Linked DNA regions of Mus musculus: region 1 is linked to region 2. The links are chromatin loops, found by intact Hi-C in ENCODE. Cell type or tissue: left cerebral cortex. All regions are shown on one strand. Each heading gives the region's core, and the rest is flanking DNA. Links, peaks and the distances in the headings are about the cores only. Region 1 has its middle 38 kb from the start of Gm46770. Region 2 has its middle 18 kb from the start of Nxt1.

Region 1 (8,636 bases), core at 502-8,501, 55 kb before region 2:
CAAAGAAGAGTCTATTAATATTCATGCAACAAGAATCACTGTAGCTTCATGCAGGCAAGAAAGGGTAGGAGGGAGGCTGGTATCTCAGAGTAAGTCATGGGACCTAAGTTCAAATTCCCAGAACCCATGTAAAAGCAGTGTTTCTCTACAATGACAGTTATGCTGGGGAAGGAGAGACAGTCAGGTCCCTGAAGGTTACTGGCCAGCCCCTCTAGCTAAATAGGTAATTCTAGGTTCCACAAGACATTTTGTCCAAAAATTAAGGTAGAGAGTGACTGAAGAAGACACCCAGTATCATCTACATGGGCAAACAAACACACAAACACACACACACACACACACACACACACACACACACACATACGCATGCATGCGCACGTGCTCGAGCAGCATACATACACAATAACACACATACAAAAGAAGGAAGGAAAGAGAGAAGAAAGGGAGAAAGGAAGGAAGGGAGGGTGGGAGGGGAGGGAAAGAGTGAGGAAAAGAAGGGTAGGGAGGAACCCTCTGAGGGGAATGAGTCCATACTTCAGAACATTCAGTGTGTGTGTGTGTGTGTGTGTGTGTGTGTGTGTGTGTGTTTATCAAGAGTCTGTATGTATCTTTCCCTCTTATAAGAATAAGAACCCCAAGCTGGGCAGTGGTAGCACATGCCTTTAATCCCAGCACTTGGGAGGCAGAGGCAGGTGGATTTCTGAGTTCGAGGCCAGCCTGGTCTACAGAAAAACCAAAAAAAAAAAAAAAGAATAAGAACCCCAGTTCTGTTGTATTAAGGTCAATCCTGCTCCAATGTACCCTCATCTTTATTTAACTACTTACCGAGTCAGTGACTCTGAGAATGTGGTCTCATTTGGTCACATTGTAAACTGACCAGTCCATAGTTGTATGAATTAAGAGAGTGGGGTTGCTCTTAGCCCACTACAATATGGGCCTTACATTGAGGATATATATACACAGGTGCTCTTGGAAAAAAGGGATTAGGTCTTCTCAGCACTAAATGACACAATGACTAAGACTCCAGGGTTTCATCCCAGTTTTCAATCCAAGCCCTGATGTAACTATTTAACCGTATTCCATTTATTAATAAATAATCTAAATAAAATCTAAGCCCATGTCTCTTCACTTTTAAGTAAAGGATATAATTTGTAACACGTAGGAAGTGCTGGGTCTTTCAAATGCTCAATACATAGGAGATCTTAATACCACCGAAGCCCATCTAGTGTTAGTAAAAGCTGAGACTGTATCCTCCCCTCAAGACTCAGGGATCCCTGTGGAAGAGGAGGCAGAGATATTGTGAAACTCAGGGGTAATGGAAGACACCAAAAGAACAATGCCTTTTAAACACAACAGGACCGACACACGTGAACTCACAGAGACTGTGGCAACATACACAGGGCCTGCATGGGTCTGAGCCAGCTAGAATCCCAGCATTGAGAGAGGAAGTGGACACAAACACTCAAAGGGAACCCAGTTAGGAAACCCAGAAGCTGTCTCTGATAGATAACTGCTTGCAAAGGAAAAATTAGTTTTCCCCAATGAAGTCTCACTGAAATGTAGGCCCAATGTCCAGCAGTAGATGACCAACACAAAAAGAACTCAATGCCATGGGCAGGGCTGGGGGTGTTAGTTTTGTTTGTTTGTTTGTTTGTTTATATAACAGGTCTTTTTTGTATGTGTTGTAGTTTCCAGGTTGGAGTTTGTGTGAGATTTCTCTGTGTGAATGTGTGTGTCTGCACCTATTTGTGTTTCTTGTGCTTTTTCTTGGGGACTTTTTTTCTGTTTATTGATTTAGTTTGTCATATTCTGGTTTGTTTAGTTTTGTGTTATTTTATTAGTAATTTTTGAATGAATGTCTGTAGGTTTTCTAACAAGAAAGAGAAAGAAAGGGTTTGAATTCATGTGGGAATGGAGGTGGGGAGGAGCCGGGGGAAGGCGGGAGAGGAGAAACTACAATCAAAATATATCGTATTTTCAGTAAAAGAATAATAGATGAAATAAAGGGCAGGGACTGCATATCAACATGGCCATGGCATACTGTCCTCATGATGTCACCTTGCAGTTGCTGTTCATCAAAAGAGCAACTCAGGAAAACTAGAGTTTTGCCCCCAGAGAACCTATTCAAGACCTTCTCTGCTCTGTTTCCAATAGCTCACCTTTCCTGGTAGCTACATTGTCCTGTTATGTCACTCATCAGTGATAAGACCTTGGATGGGGATGTTGTCTCTGAAAACATAGTCACAATAGATAAAGAAACAGATGCCATGGAACTGGACAAAGGTTTAGTAGAGAAGGGCACAGCCCCTCTGGCTTCCTCTAAACTCTGCCTTTCCTCCTGGACAGAGTGCCACAGCCCCAGACCCACCCATCAGGAAGAAGTTCCATTTCCACTCCAACTGTAAGAGATGTTCTTTCTCACCTTACCTGGAGTTCAGTGTCCCAGTATGAGTCCAGAACACAGGTCCCCCTCATCAAATGCACCATATGGGCAGAAAGCCACTCTGCTACCTCTGTGTATAACCTGTGGGTGGACAGCTCACCCTCAGATCCACACAGGATGCTTATAGAATCAGGTTGCAGGTAATAGTAATGATGATGATGATGATGACATAACAACATTTTTAAAAAAGAAATCTTGTTCAGGCCTTGGTAGCTATTGTTATTTTTCTCATTTGGGTTCTCAGAGAGCCCATGAGTATAAGGGGCTACCATTACCACACCTCATCTATAGATGAAAAACCTTAGGTACAGAGCAGTTGCCCAGCTGAAGGCAAAAGACAAACATAACTCAGACTCACACACATGGAAGAGGGACATACTTCCTAAGGAGCAGTGTCCGTCTATAACATCTTTCTGGAAAAGATGGAGTAGCCAATCCCAAGAGAACAGCTTTGCTGTCATGCTTATTCGCAATTAGCATCACAAGTTGCTATAATGTTTTTCCAACTGTCGCTGTGTATGTACACACTGTCTGGGTACATATGTGGGACAAGCAGCATTATTGGGCAGTAGCAAAGGCTGGAGAGTTGTGGATTGGGAGGTATTTGGTTGTACCTAGGTTTAGATTCCAAATGTCCACATAAGGGCAGGGCATGCTGGCATACATGTGTCTTCTTAGCACTGGGGATATAGAGTCAAGAGGTTCTCTAGAGCTCCATAGCCTTACAGCCTACCCACATTGACGAGTTCCAGGCTCAAAGAGAAACTATGTCTCAATAATTACATAGAGGAGAGTAACACACACACACACACACACACAAAGATATGAAGAAAGTTGCTACCATCATAGGCAAGCTCTCTATGATGTTCAGAGTCCCTTTTCATTCATTGTTAGCCTGGAATATTATACTTGCATTGTGGTACCAAAGTATAAATACAGAATTGGCAAAGCCCATCATCTTATCTCCAGCATTAAACCTTATTAGCAATCTGTGAAACACTGAAAACTTTATCAATCTGTAAACACTGAAAACTTTCTTTAGGGAAGAGATTACACCATGAATTTGACTTAACTAAGGAAATTAACTAGACTTAATTATGAAAATTCTGTTGGTGATAAAGCTCTGCAGCTAGAGCCATTGAATGCCAAATGTTACCCTCATAGGGTTCTTTGTCCTCAGCCTCCTTTCCTAGGGGTTCCCTCCTTGCTCTGTGACCACCAGAGAGCTTATCTGGAGAAGCAGAGTCAAATCCTGAGTAGCCAATCCACCATTCAGTAGCTCAAATGGGTTGAGATATTTTACTTTAAGCCATACAACTTAGTATCAGTGAATTCCAGATTCTGCTAGAGTTCTGGCTAAGCCATTGTCACTTTAGATATGTGGAAAATTCACTTACAAAACAGACCACATTTGACAGTTTGTGATTTCCACCAGGAAGTGACTCAACTTCCCCCAAACACCAGAAGTCTCCACTGGGGAAGGGAAAGCAACCTGTCAATGTTAGGGAACCAGCTGGTTGCTTTATAATTCACCAGCTGCTATATAATTTATGCATTTGCACAATGTACTCTGCTAGTCTTGCTGAGAGATGGCTAACAGGATAGGAATTTATAGCATGAAGGATCCTCCTAAGAGTCCTGCAAACTGGATGAAAATAGATCCTGACCAAACACAGAATTTCCATTCTTGAAAGAAAACAAAAATGCTTAATATCAAAGTCCAAGGTTCATGTGACATCAGAGTTCTCTATAGCCACACTGGAAGGAACAAAATATCATCATGTTCTTGATTCCAAAAACAAATAGTTAGAATCTACTTCTCTTATTTGAGGATGTCATTCTCTTATTTAATTTACACTTCTATAACAAAATATCTTAGATTTGGTAATTTATAAACAACAGAAAAGCATTCTGAAGTCTGGAAGTCCAAGATCAAGACCTGCAGTTCAAGATGCCTGCTAACAGCTTCCATACTGCTTCACATACAGACATCTCTTTGCTGGGTCCTCATGGGGAAAAGGAGATGGGTAAATTTCATTAGTCCTATAATGTCAGGGTCTGAACCTCATTCATGAGAACAGAGACCTTGTGACTGAATCACTTCCCAACGCCCCGCCCTCAGTACTGTTTCATTAGGAAACTGGCTTTGGTGTATGAATGCACCTCATACAATCAACCCATCAAGGAAGTATGAGAGATTATAGATATTTTCAAATCTAAAATACGTTAGAACTTTCCCTCTCTTTCTTTTGCAAAAAACTACTGGAGAGCTGGAGAGATGTCTTAGTGGTTGAGATTACTTGCCGCCCTTCCATAGAAACCAAGTTCAGATCCCAACACCATGCTGGGCAGCTCATCACTGCCTGTAACTCCAGCTCTAAGGGATCTGAAAAATCTGAAACTCTCTTCTGACATCCTTGGGTACCCACACTCTTAGAAGGCACAGGCACAGAAAGTCACACACTGAATATTCTCTCTCATGTATGGACTCTAGCTTCTAGTTTTTAAATTTGTGTGTTTAACATAGAGAATCTGTAGACGTAGGAAACGAGAAAGAGACCTTAAAGGGTATGAAAGCGGGAGGGCCTTAAGTGAGGATACTAGAACACACGTGATGTGGAAGTCCAGGAGGAGATACTGGGGTTGGGAAGTTTAAGCAGGGATATTAGGGAGATGCTTTTTCTTCCTTTCTTTCTTTTTTTTTTTGACCTGAGACCTACTTCACAGAAGGCAGTTCAGGCTTAGAATTATAAACTTAGTCAAAATCCAATGTCTGGAAAGGTCATGAGCGATAGGAGGTAGCAGGTAGGAAGACTTTCTACTGTTGTTTTGCTCAACAAATGTGCTGTCAAACTGCCTTTTAAATGTGTGTGTTTATATCTAGGAACTGATGCTGCAGTCTGCCTTTGTCAAAGATGCTTCTTTTTGCAGTAGGCTGTGGTTAAAGCAGACTCATGGCTGGTGAAAGTGCTGAGATAAATGACAATTGAGTGCTCAGCTTGGAACAGGATATCTGTTCCATTTCCTCAGCCTTTGACCTGTGAAATCCAGACAGTGGATAATACGGAGGGGGAAGTCCAGAACATTTTCTCTCAAGGTGACTCTACTGACTGTAACTCTTCTGAGACAGCTAGAGTCTGATTCCTACTGAAAGAGGATGGGAGACTCTACCTTCCCCTTCCTGCAATCTGTGTGGACACAGACAAAGTGTGTTATGCATGAGCTAAATGCCAGTCACATCTCATCACCATTTCCATGCTGGTAAGGCACCAGAAACCAATCCCATGTTCGTAAAGAAAGTCATTTAATGATATCCAAAGAATCCATATGTGGGAACCCCATCATGTAGTGCCTGGGAATGAACTCAGGTTGTGAGGTTTGGCAGCAAGTACCCTTACCCAATGGGTCATCTTACCTGCCCCCTCCAAAAAAATTTCTTTTTGAAAACAAGAAATATATAAATATTGCAACTCTAAGTTCAAGGAACTTCAAATAGCTTTATGAATCATTCTCATTTTAACTATTTCCTTTGTACTTCCTAATAAGTAGGCATTAGTTTCAAACAAGAAACAAAAATATATCTCTAGGACTGAGAAGCAGAAACAGAGATGGGTCTTTGCCAACAAACTTGTTTAGGCAAATTCAGCAAATGAATTGCAAAGCCTTCTTGCAAATAGGTTGATCTCTCTAAGTGCATTTGATTCTGCAGTATGCCAAGGCAAATTTCTAAAATGATTGTTCCGTTTTGATTATCATCATAATTATTTTTAGAAAAAAAAATGCAACTCAGCTTGCATCTGTGTCCTCTGCTAGGAACTATACTAGATCTGAACTTCAAATACGTTATGCAAATTTGAGCAACAGCCTTCTTCGAATGTCACCTTTCTTATCTCATTTTATAATTATGATCAAAACCAGAGCAGGCCAAGACACAGAGGGAATCTGATCAGGAATGAAGGGGACACACCTACCTCTCAGCGTCTGCTCTTCCTTCAAGGTGGGCTTAGTAAACATACTAGGATTGAATGCCCATTGTTGTAACCCACACATGATTCTTAAGGAAAAGTCACAAGTCAGCACCGAGTTACGTGGTATGAAGAACGCCCAAGTTCAAGGTTCTAGAAGGATTGTTCCCTCCCAAGGCTTCTCTTCTTGCCTTGTAAACATCCATCTTGTCCTGTCCTCATGTGATCTGTGCCTTCTGTTTCTATGTTCGGACTACTAAAAAGACATTGTTAACATCATCATCATTAATAATATTTTTATTGTATTGTTTTTGTTGGGGGAGGGTATACACATAGTACAGTGTGCATGTGGAGGTCAGAGGTCACCTTTTGGGGGCCATTTTCTCTCATCTTACCTACTGATCTATCTCACCAGTTCTCTCATTGGTTTTTACTAGGATGCTGGCTGTCCTGGATTAAGGCTTATACATAGTACCTCATTTTAACTTAATCCTGTCTTTAGACACAGTCTCAAAACACAGTGTCATACTGGGGTACCAGAGCTCTAAAATATTAATGTTAGAGAACACAGTTCATCCCATGGCACTAAGGTTTCTTTTAACAGAGAGGGTGTGGTGACATCTCATGTGAGATACCTTACATGGCTTCAGAAAACATGCAAAGACCATACAGTTCCTGAAAGTTACATTCCTTGTTGTTATCCCTGTTCCCACTTCCTCAGGGTCCATCCATAATTGCAGACAGTTGAGCTTTTTAGCTTAATCAGGGGACCTGATATCAGGAGACTTAAGCAATCTAATCCTTTATCACTGTGCACCTACTGGACTGTCAGTGTGACATGGTGACAAGGCTCAGACAACCCATGTGTGACAGGGTCAAATGGCTAGATGGGATATGGTTCCATCAACCTACTCAGAAGCCTGGATTCTCAAGGAGCTGCCTTGCCTCAGGTGCTTTCTCTAGGGTGAAGCCTGCCTCTGCTTGTTGAGCTAATAGTTCCTCACCATGACCCCAATCCCTGTTGTTCTGGCAGTCACATCCATGCAGACCCTAGTCAGGGAGCAAACAGCATTTCTACAAAGACGCTCAACCCTGTTCCATAGAAACCAAAATCGGGGACCAGCCTCCATGTGTGGTTCTGTTTAATATAAGATTTCCTAAAATACAGTCTTAAATATTTCTAAGGAAAGGGGGCCTCTTAAAAAAATGGTATGCTTATGAAAACAAAGGTCAGGTAAATGTGTTTCAGGCCAGGAAATCCTTTCTGAGTGGGAAGCATTCAATAGGGAGGAGGGAGGGACATTGGGGACAGGATTGGAACGGCCTGCAGCTCTCTGGGTGAGAAGGGACTAAGGGCAGTCAAGGCTCAGTTGACAGCAGCGTATACTGCATGTCTTCCTGTGAGGCTGACATCCTGCCCTGGGCCCAAGGAAACCCCTGGGAGGCTGTGTTTGGGTGTAAGGAAGGCTTTTTGTCTCTTCTCTCTGTTTTCCTTTTCTTCCTAAGGGGGACTGAGAAAACATTTCCCTAGTCTCCAGCTGTGGGAATATAGATAGTTTTAGATTGGGCAGGAATTAGGGATGTAAAATGTTTATTCTTTTCATCTCTGCGCCATTTCCCAGACCAGAACCTTTGTGCCAAGGCAATAGAGATGTTGAGGAAAATGAAACATGCCACCCTTAATACAAGTAAACATACAGGGTCTCCCAGGTCCTGGGATGAACATCTCTGGGGCCAGGCCTTACTTCTGCAAAGCCTATGATCTGTCTCTGACATTTCCTAAACAGCAAGGTTCTACAATTTAGCAAGTGTTTGGAGAAGGGACACTGAAGTAAGGATGACTACAACAGACGTTCATTTTGTAAGTTTGCTTTGAAGTGTCATGTGTTTTTCTGATAGCAGGGTTGAATAGCACTTATATCAGTAGTAAAACATTGCTACAATAACAACAACATGGCTGGGTGACATCATGTCTTCATTCCAAAGGACTGAAGTATTGCACTGGAGCCTCCACTAGGGTGTGTGCTGGGTTAACCCTCCCAAGCTGAATGGCATACTCTGAAATAACTGCTCTTAGGGATCGGCTATGGCTTCACTGCCTGTTAATCCCCAGTGCAGTGTTCTCATGTTGGAAGTACATTGGTTACACCACATACTGCAATGTCAAAATATTTGCAAAGACAACTTAAAGGGAGAAGGATTTATTTCGGCTCAGTGTGAGCAGCTAT
Region 2 (8,636 bases), core at 450-8,449:
CCCGTTTCTCTCATTTTCATTCCTTTACTAAATAAGCTTTTTCAGCCTGTTCCGGAGAGGTAAATAAAAATGAATAATTCAGTCTCCCATCTCATTTGTCCTCCCCCTCAGGGAACCAGAGTCCTCTTTTGTTTTCTGTCAATCTCTGGTTAAATAACATTAGCACTAGTCCTGCATTCTTTTTCCAGTCTCTGCCTAGGAGATGGCTTGCTATGCCCACCAACCATTCCTGGGAGGGGAGTACGTGTTGGGGGGGGGGGGGGGAAGGGTGTCTCAGATGTGACCAGATTGCCTTTGCATACAAGCTTTCTTTCTTGTTTAATGAGAATTCAGGTTGATGATTGTATATTGAGATGTTTCAGGACAGGGTTCTTAATACTTACCAAGGGCTATGGAACTCCCTAGAGTGACTAAAAAGTCTCTTGCCATCCTGGAAAACTTGGGTGGCCCCACTAGGTTCTTCCTGACTGTCAGGCCTGAGTCTGACCACTTAGTTGCTATAGTGACCAGCTCAGTGTCTCATCCCTTCTCTCAAGACTGCAGGCCTCCATTCTTAGTGTGTTGGGAATCTGAACAGGAAAATATGCTAATGACTCCCTTTTCTGGATCTATGACTAAATTCTCCATCATTGATCTTTCAGAATCAGAATATCTCTGATTCCCTATGAAGATGTGTCTCCATGAGTCAACCATATGATTTTATTTCTAGGTATTTCAATCATTTAAGTGTCCCTGGTGACTGCATAAGCTGATTCATTACATCTCTGCAAGCTCCCTGCACTCAATTTAGTACTGAAAATAGCACTGCCTTTTCATGTTACGTGCTGTTTCCACTTTCCCCTCCTACTGGAAGTACAATAAATTCTAATATTCAACAGATAGATGACCCTATGGAGAAATACAGCTAACATTTTAGTAGCTATAAAACCAAGTAACCCTCAGGAAAGCATATAATATGGTATGATCGGCATGGCTACTCTTTATGATGAGATGCCTCTAGGCCAGATTGTTATGGTCTGGGTATGAAATATTCCCTGATGACCCATGCGTGAAAGGCCTAGCCACCTGTATTAGCTACTTTTCTGTTGCTGTGATAAAATACTGACCAAAAACTACTTATAAAAGAAAGAGTTGATTTTAGCTTATATATTTTAGCTTAGATTGTAGCATTGTAGACTCTATAGGGAGTCTACAATGGTAGGGGAGGCATCACAGTAGGTGGCTGGAAAGGAAGCTGAGACACATCTTCAACAGCAAAGCAGAAAGTGGTTATAGGTTAGAGGTATAAACTCTCAAAGCCCATTCCCAATGGCATACTTCCTCCAGAAAGCTGTACCTCTTAAAGGTTCTACAACCTCCCAGACAGTGCTACACACTGGGGACCAAGTATTCAAATACTTGGTTAATAACTATGGGGAACAGTTCTCATTCAAACCACATTGTCTCATTCAGACTTTCTACAATAATTCCTGCTTCTCAGTATAGTTCTGTGCATGTTTTATTCTACTTTCTGGGGAGTCTTTGAGAAAATGTCCAAGCTTTTTATCTTTATGGGACATAGCATGGCTTGGGCTCTGACTTGATTGTGTATTAATCCCTTGATGGATTCATAATATAAAAGCATCATTGGGGTATGTTGTAAGGTAAGGGATGGGGCTTAACTGGAGTAAAGGGGTCACTAGGGATGTATCTTTTCAGCCCCTTCTCTTTACTTCCTGGTCATCATGGGTAACCTAATTTGTTCCCCCACATATTCCCACAGCCTCACCTCAGGACCAAGGCAAGGGTGGCATCCAACCATGGCTATGCCCCAACATGCTGCATGACATATAAGAAGAACAAAGTGGAGTTATGTGAACAACTGCTTACAAGCTAGCTCTAGTCACTGTTGTAGGCAGAAGCCACGTTGTTAGCCTTCATACTGCAAATGCAGATGGGCCTGACTGTAATTCTTAGACTTTACTTTGATGACCTCTAACAACTTAGACCAGAATTCTGCAGACAAAATATATTTGTAATTCTTTCTCACTTAAACGCACCTGGCTTCATGGGGTTGGGGCAGAGGAGTTATCAACACCTAGCCATGTGACTCTATCCACTTGCTGGGAACTTTTCTTTTTCTTTCTTTCCTTTTTTTTTTTTTTTTGTTTGTTTGTTTTTATTTCCAAAGATTTATTCATTTTATTTCATTTTTTATTTCTTTACTGGAAACTTTTCTAAGAAGAGGCTACCTTTAATTCTATGAAGTGTTAAAGCCAGTGTTGTAGCTATAGTGTAACTATCAAGGAGCAAAGGAAGGTTCTGGAAAAAAGCTTGTTGTCCCTGGTCTTTTTTTCCCTTCTAATCCAAATCCCCCAATGCTGTAGTTTGGATAGGTAAAGCTTGTTAATCCTCATGGTCATCTTGACTGGATCAGAATGAATTAGAGGCTACTCCTCTGGGTGTGCCTGAGGGATATTTCCAGAGAGGTTGAATTGTGAATGTGAAGGTCTTTCCTACACATGGACTGTGGGAAGCCACATGTGCCGTTGCAGAGTGGCACTGACTACTGCTGGCCACCACGCATAAGTTTGGACAAACAACCAATGTGTACATATGCAGTAAAGTTTTTTCAAAGACACTGCCTGGCCCGGGCATGATAATGAGGCTTTGGGAGTATAACCAATCAGATGTGAGACATGCAAATGAGGTATGATAATGAGGCTCTGTGAGGTACAGAGAGAGAGAGAGTAGCCAATCAGATGAGGAACATGCAAATGAGGCTTAGTACATAACCAATCTGGGTGTGAGACACGCCTCTCCTAGGCCTATATAAGCAGCACCAATTCTGGGCTTGGGGTCTCTTCGCCTCTGCAATAAAGCTCTCCCAATAAACGTGTGCAGAAGGATCCTGTTGCAGCGTCGTTACTACTGGCCAGTCCTGCGCGCGCAAGAATGGACAGCACCTTCCCATGGCAGGATGCTCAGAAGAATGAAAGGAAAAGGGGGAGAAAGTGTTCTAAGCACCAGCATTCAACTCCCTTTGATTCCTGACTGTGGACTCATAACCAGCTGTCTCATGTTCCCTCCACTGGAGTTGCAAGATGTTCAAGGCACAATATACCTTTCCTTCTTTAGGCTAGTTTTCTCAAACACTTTGTCACAGCAACAAGAATTAACTAATAGAGGAAATATTCCCCCCAAAGCCCGTGTGTTAAGGACTTGGCTCCCACATGGTTGTATAATTTGGGGAGGTCCTGGAAATCTTAAAGTGTAAGTTGTTGCTAAGGGAAGCAGGCCATGAAGGGTGTGTTGCTGGGAGTATCTTGTTCTAGTGTATTCCTGCTCATCTCTACTTTCTGCCTGCAATGAAGAGAACCTTGTGTGTCACATCCCAACCATTATGAAATTCTATCCAATAATCTCTAAAACAGTGAGCTGAAACAAATCCCTCTTCCCTGTAAGTTTTCTGTCAGGTAATTGGGGCAATGCTACACCGGTGTAACTAGCACGTGCATGCAATCGCCACAAGCTTTTCTGGTTTTTGTTGTTGTTGTTGTTGTTTTTTGGTTTTTTTTTTTATTAGCAACCTCTAAATTCTAAGTGAGTGTATATTTCAATCATTTGATTTATCAACTCCAGCCATTCATTAGTGACTCTTATTGGGGAAATTGCCAAGAAATTTTTAGCTAGTTTTATTAGCTTGGAGCATAGCTAGCGCACCTTCTTAGGGTATCCTTATGGCTCCCAATAGAGATGGGACTTTCTGCTCCCCTTAGTACCCTCCATAGCTGGAAGTAGGAAGAGAAAACCTAGAATGTTCTATGATAACCTGTTTTGGTTTTGTTTGTTTGTTTGTTTGTTTGTTTGTTTTTCATGGATAGTACCTGGGTCCTCTGTGGAAGTGGTACCTCCTTTGGGCAGCTCACAATCAGTGGCATATGGTTAACAAGAAATGGCTGCCTGGGGTCCTCCAGGGCAGGTTCCTTACCATCCCCTCTGCCTTTTATGTACTACCCACCTGGACCCATGTCTAGTACAAAGTTGTTTATGTATATGCTCCTTTATGGTATATGTGTTCATGTCTGTATGTACAGATGTGGGTGTGAATGCACATATAGTGTGCAAGGCATACATAAATATTAGATGTTTTCTTTAATGGTCTTTTATATTATTTTTATTTTATTTAAGTGCTGGCCAGGTACCTAAAATCCTAACCAAGAAGCATTGTTAGCAAGAACTTCAGAGACAGAAACAACCCAAGATTGGAGCCTTTAAACAGCAGATAAACAAACCCAGAGTTTCTACATTCTAAAAAATAAAGCCACAAGAACAAAGCCCTGTGTACCACCATCCATTCAGACAAGAGAGGTATCCTTAGAAATTTCCGTTTGTCAAATGTTTGAGCTAAGAGAGAAATAGATGCCTTCTAAGAGATAACAGGAACTCAGTGCAGCATCTTAGCCTAGCATTGTGCTTAGAATAGGCGAGAGCACCCTCGTGTGGCAGATACTTTAAATGTCAACTCAGCATCCAAGAGTAGGCCAGCTGCAGGCAGCTTCCAAACAGGGGAAATGGAGGCTCAACCTTTGAGCCTGAATCAACAGTCAAGTAGTGTAAAATTGTTTTATTGGATGATAATGTATGATTTCTGTACTGTGAGTGTTTATACTGTAGTCAGCACAGTGGTCCTACTGTATTATCCTTGATGGCAGGAGTAGCAATTCTAGGAGGTGGTTAGAAATGCAAATTGCTCCTGCTTTAGAAACTGATGCTGAAGGCTAGCCTACAAATGTCAGTATGCCTTTTTATGAATTCTGAAGCTTGTTTATGTATATGCTCATGTATGATATATGTGTTCATGTATGTATGTATGTACAGATGTGGGTGTGAATGCACATATGGTGTGCAAGTGTGCGAAAGGCATATATCAATATTAGATGTTTTCTTTAATGGTCCTTTATATTATTTTTATTTCTTGTGTTTGTATGTGTATATGCAGATATGCTCTGATGTGCACCTGTAACTCCAGCTGTGCAGACTCATCAAGCCTTTTCATCTTGTTTTTTGAGGTGTAGGCTCTCACTGAATCTGGAGCACATCATCAATTTAGCCAAGTTGGCTAGGCATCCTCCTGACTCAGTCCCCAAAGAAACCCTAACCTTAACCCACACCCAATCCTACACATACACACAGCCACCAGCAGAAAACATGACATGACCACAGAAGTGTAAGAAGTACACCTAGTGGGGTCCAGAGACTGAGGCAGGACAGGGTCGTCAGCGCATGAGAACAACATGTGAGAGTCAGTTCTCTCTTTCCACCATATAGATTCCAGGGATTGAACCCTGGTCATCAGGCTAGACAGCAGATGCCTTTAACTAATGAGTCACCATACCCATGCCCTCTGCCAACAGCCAAATGTATACAAGACTAATAGAACAACTTGGAGCTTTGTACTAGGCATGGAGTCCAGGAGAGTAGTACTCACCAGTCAGGGAAGATGAATTGTAGGGTAAAAGACCATGACCAAAGGGGAAAACTCCCTGACTCTAACTTGACCCATAGCCCAAGACCAGAGCCAAGAAACAATCCCACCAATTGTGCTTGCCTCAAAATCAAGCCAAAGAATCACATCAATCCCTGAGCACAAAATCCTATAAGTCCCTAAACCAGAAACTTTACCAATCCCTATGCTTGCTCCAAGATCAGATCACAAAAATTCTACCAATCCTAGGCCACTCTGAAAAGCTGTGCCCCTCCCGCAAGAAACCCTATATAAAGTCTGCCACCCTTCTGGCCTTTTCTCCCCCAATAAATCCCTTGTGTGAGGTTGTTATGCAGTGACTTTGTGGTATTCTTTGGCTCACGATTTATTGCTGGGATCCCTCTCAGAGAAGAGCTGTAACACTTTCACTGGGAAAATCTCCCCCAGCTGGAGCAAAGCTGTAACATTTACATGAATGATGAAAGAACCAGACTTGGTGGCTCCTAGGCACCCACATCTTGTTGGCTGGATGTCCAGTCACTAAGAGTGAGCTGCCTAGGAGATACCACTTTCGCAAAGGAGCCTTAGCTTCTGTCCATGAGAAAGCAGGTTATAGAACATTCTAGGTTTCTTCTGTTTACTTCTAACTGTGGAGGGTAGATTATTTGAGGCAGCAGGAAGTCCCTTAGGTATTGGGGGCCATAAGAATACCCTAACTAGAAGACTTGGCCATGGCCCAACCTTATCTTTGAGATAAGGTCTTGATAAATCTGGAGCTCATCGATTCAAGTAGACTAGTTAGGTAGTGATCTTCATACCTCAGTCTACAAAGCTAGAGTTATATATTTAACTCTATAGCTGTATGCTGCAGCATCTAGCTTTTATGTGGGTTCTGGGTATCCAAACTTGGGTCCATACCTTTGCACAAGCAGATACTTTATCAACTGGCATACTAGTCTAGTATATAATTGGAGGTTGGTATGCTAGTTTAGTATAAAGTGAACAGTTGGCATGCTAGTCTAGTATACTGTGAGCAGTTAATATGCTAGTCTAGTATATAGTTGATAGCTGGTATAATAGCTTAGTATACAGATGACAACTGGTATACTAATCTATCATAAGGGAGCTATAGACAGGAAGTCATAGGGGTGAGTTCTCTGACCCCAGGAAAACCCCTTGGAAAGCTGTTTAGACTCAGCTTAGAAGAGCCAGTATACCAATTAGGGGAAGAAAGGAAGGCAGAGACAGAGTTTGTTGGACGGCAACCTAGTAGAGCTGTACCCACCAGGGCATCAAGTCATCCATCCCCATGTCTGCATCAGCAGTGCAGATTCAGAAACTGAGCATGCATGGATTAGACAATTCACTCTTGACCTTGCAGATCTACCTGGTTCTAAACACCCCCATCTCCCTGTATCTTTCTGCTTGATCTGCCTGGATTTCTCTAATCATCCCCAAAGCTAATGAGGCTCTTGCTGTAGATCTAGTAGGAACTGTGAAGCATGAGTGGATCTGGTAAGGCTGACGCAGTATGAGCTCACAGGGAGAGAGTAACATGGCTCAGACTCTGACCCAGTGCTCACCAAGTCAGAGGTACAAACAGATGGCCCAGGGTAGGAAAAGAAAGTCTCTAAGGATACCTGTAGCTGAGAAACCAGTGGAGATACCAGAGAACATGTGGCATTTAAGTCTTGAAAGAAGGGATTTCTTTCTTTCCCTCTGTTTAATACTTGAGATAAAAGTCATACAACATAAAATGACCATCTTCAAGTGAATGGTTGAATGCAATTTAGTAGATTCAGTGTTACTCAACTTTTATCTAGCTCCAAAATGTTCCCACAACTGGACAATGGAACATCTGTTTTATTAGGCTGCTTCTCCCCCTACTCCTCTCTGCCCATACTCTCTAGGAAATGCCAGTCTGCATTCTGCTTCTATGGATTTACCTAATCTGGATATTTCACATAAGAGGAAATATATTCTAGGTGTCCTTTTGTGCCTGGTTTCCTTCATGTACTGTACTTTCAAGGTTCATTTACATTGTAGCATGTAGCAATACTTCATTCATTTTTCATGGCTGAATTAAATTCCATAATACAATAAGACCACATTTTGCTTATTCATTCATCCATAGATGGACATTTGAGTTGTTTCCTGCTTTGGGCTATTATAAATATTCATATACACATGTTTGCTTGAGCACCTGTTTTCAATTCTTTAGAGCACATATCAAGGATTAGACTTGCTGGGTCATATGATAAATCAGCTTATGAGGCAGGGGAAGCAAATGCCATGACACTTTGGATGGTGACTATATAACAGTCCTACAGTGCATAACCTCATTAGCATTGTTTCCAGTGATAACTCACTGGGGTTTTGATTTGCATGCTCAGAGAAGATATTCAGGCCATCTTACAACCCCACGGCTCCCGACTAAACAGGTAATGGGCCTGCAGTTCTTATTACTTGAGAAACTGAGACAAGGTAATCACATTCCAAGACCAATCAGAGTGAGCTCAAGGCCAGCCCTGATTCAACAAGACCCTTAATCCAGACTGAGCAATTTAGCAGGCCCAGTCTTGCCACACCACCTCCAGTAGGATCTGTGTGACAAGTTCCACAGACTGAGGTGATTGACCTCAAAAGGGGGAGGCCTCCTGGAACTGGTTGTGGAACTCTTCACTGGAGAAAAAATATTGAGCTGTAGTTCTCACAGCAGGCAATCTATCTGTTTTGTTTTCTCCTATTCCTTTTCTTCTTTACATGTTCCTTGGGAGCCTAGGTCAAGATCTTAAGCGAGAATAATGGGTAAGAAACCATGCCTAGAGATGGGGCCACTAACATGACCTTATCCCCAGGGAAACCAACATTTTACTTTTTAAATCGTTTACGAAACTATTATGATAGATAAAAACTTTCCCAACAATAAAATTTCATATGGCTACATGTGGGTCATTGGAGGTGGATTTTGGTATATGGTAAAGAAAGCCTTAATTAGAAAGGATTAAAATAGTTTAAATTTATACATTGAAAATTTATTTTAAAGAAAATCAGGTACTCGATGTTAAATATAATTGACCATGGGGATAGAGAGTTAGTTCAGCAGTTAAGAGCACTGACCCTTAAAGATTTATTAACCTGCTCCTGGAAATATGCTACTAGTCTTGGA

The links. A loop is a pair of places that touch in the nucleus more often than their neighbours do. Peaks named below come from ENCODE experiments on the same cell type or tissue, not always from the same donor. Only the 100,000 strongest peaks of a DNase experiment are listed, where the experiment ranks them.
Region 1: a loop joins it to region 2, with 4 times the contacts of the local background. A loop is called at or near these places in 11 of 42 quality-filtered maps.

The regions. Positions count from the first base shown.
Region 1 is chr2:148,595,752-148,604,387 of GRCm38, forward strand. No RefSeq gene overlaps it. Among named protein-coding and RNA genes, the nearest start is that of Gm46770, 38 kb to the left of the region's middle. In left cerebral cortex, for the core only: a CTCF peak has its summit at 8,430; a DNase peak (open chromatin) is centred at 3,948; H3K27ac peaks cover 569 bases.
Region 2 is chr2:148,650,688-148,659,323 of GRCm38, forward strand. No RefSeq gene overlaps it. Among named protein-coding and RNA genes, the nearest start is that of Nxt1, 18 kb to the right of the region's middle. In left cerebral cortex, for the core only: a CTCF peak has its summit at 4,490; DNase peaks (open chromatin) are centred at 653 and 4,480.